Regions from separate parts of the Homo sapiens genome. Here region 1 is linked to region 2. A link is an interaction called in ENCODE POLR2A ChIA-PET data of the cell type or tissue named here. Cell type or tissue: Caco-2. All regions are shown on one strand.

Region 1 (2,500 bases), 120 kb before region 2:
CTCTTGCTAAATGGACCCCTTTATCACTATATAATGACCTTCTTTCTCTCTTTTCATAGTTTTTGTCTTGCAGTCTATTTTGTCTGATATAAATGTAGCTTCTGCTTCTTTTTGTTTGTTTCCATAGGCATAGAATATTTTTCCATCCCTTTACCTTCAGTCTATATGTGTCTTTAAAGGTGAAGCATACTTCTTGTAGGCAATGAATCATTGGGTCTAAGGGTTTTTTGTTTTGTTTTGTTTTGCTTTTTTTTTTTGAGGCAGAGTCTTATTCTGTCACCTAGGCTGGGGTGCAGTGGCTCCATCAATCTTAGCTCACTGCAACCTCCACCTCCCAAGTTCAAGCAATTCTTCTGCCTCAGCCTCTCTAGTAGCTGGAACCACAGGCATGTGCCACCATGTTCAGCTAATTTTTTGTATTTTTAGTAGAGACAGGGTTTTGCCATGTTGGCCAGGCTGGTCTCGAACTCCTGGGCTCAAGTGATCCACCCGGCTCAGTCTCCCAAAATGCTGGGATTATAGGTGTGAGACACCACGCACAGCTCGGTGTAATATTTTTTTTAAAATACATTCAGCCACTCCCTGTCTTTTCATTGGAGAGCTTAGTCCATTTACATTCAATGTTATTATTTATGAGGACTTATTCCTGTCATTTTGTTATTCATTTTCTGATTATTTGATGGCCTTCTCTTTCTTATTTTCTTCCTATTTGTCTTTCTTTTAATGTAGGTGATTTTCTCTGGTGGTGTGTTTTAATTTCTCCTTTTTATTTTGTGTGTATTTGTTGTATGTTTTAGATTGGAGGTTACCATGAGGCTTGCATATAGTGTCTTATAACCCATTATTTTAAACTGGTAACACTGATTACATAAACAAACAAAAAAGCAAAAAAAAAAAAAAACCAAAAAATCAGACTTCATCTCCCCACTTTTAACTTTTTTTGTTTCCATTTATATCTTAACTGTATTGTCTATATCTTGAAAAGTCATTATAGTTATTATTTTTGATTGGTTCATCTTTTCCTCTTTCTAAATATATGTCTAAATTCAAACTCTCTGATTCACACAGCTCACAACAGACAACATACCATACCACCCTCTGGGGTGTGGTAGCTCTAATTCCCCCAAATCATCAATCTTCCACCTTTCCTGCACTTGTAAAGGATGTATTAAATCCCCAGAATGTGTGTGTGAACTGTAAATAGTTGTGACATCATTTTCCATCCCTCAGAAACCTAGGCTTCAAACAATTTGGTGATCTTTAGGCAACATTAGTATAAAATCAGTCTATATATAGAGAGAGCAGAAAGAATCAGTTTTTTTAAATAAACCAAATAAATTGTATTATTGATTATTTTCATGATGCAATTAAACTATATTATTAAACAATTAAAATGCTCAAAGTTCTTAAATGGGCACAGGAATTTCTATAATAGATAAACTTTCTTTTCAGAAATATACATTGCAAAAATTAACAACTTTTAGTAGTTTATCTAGTCAGTACATTTTTATTGGCTCAAACTGTTAAGTCTGTCAAACACTGAGAAATGAGCATTTTGTCTACGTTCAATTCAGATTTTGCTGGGAACTTAAGTATATTTACTTTTTATGTGGTATTTGACCATGAAAATTTGTTTGGCTAACCCTGATTTTTTTATTCACCTTCAGCTTTATGTTAGTAAAGGGATATATGAATATGATGAAACAAATGGAATATAAAGTATTTCCATATAGTGCTCACAAGACCAAATATATTTCTTTCTCATTTTTCTTTTTGTACAAAGTAAATTAGTCTGGTTTTGCATCCCAATGCATAGGGCCAAAAATGTATGTCTACATGAGGTAAGAATTTAAGAAGGAAGTCAAGAGAAATTAGAAAACATCTTGAGATAAATGAAAATAAAAAGACAACATTACAAAAGCAGTACTAAGTGGAAAATTTACACCTATAAAAGCTTACACTAAAAAAGAGGAAGAAAGAGCTCAAATAAACTACCCAATTTTATATCTTATGTAGCTAGAAGAAGGAGTGCAAACTAAACCCAAAGCTGGCACAAGGCAGGAAATTATAAAAATTGGAGCAAAGATAAACAAAATAGAGAAAAAGTAATTTAAAAATTAGCAAAGTAATAGTTGGTTTTTTGATAAGTTTTTAAAAATTGTCAAACCCCTAACTAGATTGATTAAGAAAAAAGAGAGAAGACTCAAAGAACAAAAATCAGAAACAAAAGAGGAGACATTAGAGCTGATGCTATAGAAATAAAAAAGATAAGAGACAATTAGAACAATTAAATGTCAACAAATTTAATATTGTACAGGAAATGGATAAATTTCTAGAAACATATACATAAAATCTGCTAAGGCTGAATCGTGAAGAAACAAAAAAATCTAAGCAGACCTATAACTGGTAAGGAGACTAAATCAATAAGTAAAAACTTCTGAACAAAGAAAAACCCAGGGACACATGGTTTCACTGGAGAATTCTGCTGAACATTTAAAGA
Region 2 (2,500 bases):
TAAATATTAGCTCTTTTTGCTAGAAGTTAGGGCACAAAGAGAATATGATGGATGGGCCAGTAACAAAGAGGAGTGACAGCATCCAGGGAAGTTTAATTTTTAGATACACGAGAGGGCAGAAGTGAATAAACCTGTGGAGAGAATGTGAATATCCAAGAAAAAAGTTTTGTTTCATGAGACAGTGACATTAAATCCTTCAATGGCCCCTCATCTAACTTATGATATTACTTGTACTTTTCATAAGGCTTAGGAGACCTGTGTTGGGCCCCGTCCGTGTATTGCGCACCCCATTTCCTCTTTTCACCGCTATTCTCAACACTCCAGACATGTCAGTTGTTGATGTGCCAAGATTTCTAGCTTCACAGCTCTCACATATGCTGTCTGGGATACTCTTCCCCTGCCCCGCGACCCCCCCTTTTTTTTTTTTTTTTTTTTTGCCTGAACTTAAATAATATTTCTTCCTTAAAGTGGTTTTCCTTTACCACTTCCTGTCTAAATTAGGTGTCTTTGTTATGTTTCCATACACAAACAAGAAAGTCCTTCGCCATAATAATCAAACTTGCAATGGTTATCTTTTTTCTTAGACTGCAAGTCATAGAAAGGTACGGACTATGTATGGTACATGGGAGGTGCTGAATAAATACTGAATGATGAATAAATAACTGAAAAAATCTAGGTCATGGCACAGGAAGTCAGGAAAAGGCTTTCTGTGCTTCTAATAAAACTGCTAGAACTTTTATATTCAATTCAGGTAATGATGCAGAGAAGAGTTATCTAATTCAAAATAATTATAAGCACCATGTAATAACTTTGAATGTGTTACATTTAGGGAAATATGCATCTATAGACTCTAATATTTCAATTTTAATATATGGGCTTTCTCTTATTATTGGATTTGTGACCTTACCGCCAATTATATTTGCTTCCTTTGTTTTTTTTACCTCTTTTTCATTCTCAAGTACCGATTGTTTTTTCAAGTACACTAGACCTGGATCTCCTTCCCAAGATAACCTCTGTCTCTCCAAGATCCTGCAATAGCTCAACACAATTTTTTATGACAAGTCTCCAAAGTCCAATATTTGAGTTTCTTATACACGTTTTACAAATCAGGAAAGGTTTGCAAGAAGAAAGGCAGGTGAGAAAACACAGGCAGGGATCATTCTGGGTCACACAAATTCCATGAATGCTCTTCTATAAAAACTTTCAATGGCCAAGTAATTAACTTGGAATCAGCAAGTCAAATCACTCATTTTTTTGCAAAGTTCAGCAATTAGATAGAACATATTTCCAAAGAATGCAAACCACGAAGGTGGCTTGCTTCCAAGTAACTACATCATTTTCCTGTAATGCCATCCCAGTTGGTTTCCTCATGCATGCTTGATGATTCTCCTCACTATGCATCTTTTTGGACTTCCAGATTTTGACTCCTAAACTTATCAAATTAACTTTATTGACAGAAAGGGTTTCTGCTTTTGTTGGATACATGTAGATTATGTGCCTGCTCAGACAGTGTAAACTGCCACTCTTTGGTAATCTTATCTTCAAATAAGGACACACACCTGCCCTGATACTTACTCAAATACTTACTCAGATTGACTAATGAACTTATAATGAACTTTCTTATCATTTACCAACTGGGCTTTGCTCTCAAGGACATAAAAACTATGATCTTTACATCTGGGACATATCAGTAATTCTTAACAGTAAAAATATATGACCATGTATGCAGTTCATGGGCAAAGTCCATTAACACTCACTTAAAACTAATATTTTCTTCATCCAAGAGTAATAACTAAACATACTTCTTAAACTGAACCATGCATTCAAGAAACCTTAGGTAACATCTAACGTGTTATCTATAAAGTCTCCCCCAGCTACGCGACAGGAGGATCTTGCTTACCCACATTCCAATTAGATTTCCCAAAGTTTGGCTACTTGAGCAGCACTTTCACAATTTTTGTCATATTCCTTGACTATAAATGCCTTAACATTTTATTTAAATTAATTTTAAAAATATTAAAACAAATTTACTTTTAAAAGGAGATGCTGTGTATTTTTCTAATGTATATTAATATACAAAACATTATATAGAAATAAGAACATCATGTAGGTTTCAGTGAAAACTAAAAGTACTTTGGTTTTAATGCTTTGGTTTTGTTTGTTTTACAAGACAGGGTCTTGCTATGTTACTCAGGCTGGCCTTAATTCCTGGGATGCAGCCATCCTCCCACCTCAGCCTCCCAAGTAGCTGGGATTATAGGTGCATGCCACTGTTCCTCGCTTTAATATGGTTTTGAGACAAGTATTGATTCAGTAGGAAATCCATTCTAGTGGATCCAGCCAGTCTGCCCTACCTTTCTGCTTCTGCATTCCTAGATGAGATACCTGAAAGGGGATGGACTCAACAACACAAATCTCCTATCAGTCTAGCTGCTACAAATACAATGGTAAACGATTAAAATCCTACAAATTAAAACAGTATAGCCAGGCTTAGAATAAA

What was found. Peaks named below come from ENCODE experiments on the same cell type or tissue, not always from the same donor. Only the 100,000 strongest peaks of a DNase experiment are listed, where the experiment ranks them.
Region 1: POLR2A ChIA-PET joins it to region 2 with 8 read pairs; 2 of 35 experiments call an interaction of 5 or more read pairs at or near these places.

Annotation. Positions count from the first base shown.
Region 1 is chr9:21,387,460-21,389,959 of GRCh38, forward strand. No RefSeq gene overlaps it. Among named protein-coding and RNA genes, the nearest start is that of IFNA2, 3.3 kb to the left of the region's middle. In Caco-2, no CTCF peak of the experiment used is centred here; no DNase peak of the experiment used is centred here.
Region 2 is chr9:21,505,723-21,508,222 of GRCh38, forward strand. All of the region lies in intron 1 of MIR31HG (MIR31 host gene), which reads right to left. Among named protein-coding and RNA genes, the nearest start is that of MIR31, 5.2 kb to the right of the region's middle. In Caco-2, no CTCF peak of the experiment used is centred here; DNase peaks (open chromatin) are centred at 1,139 and 1,889.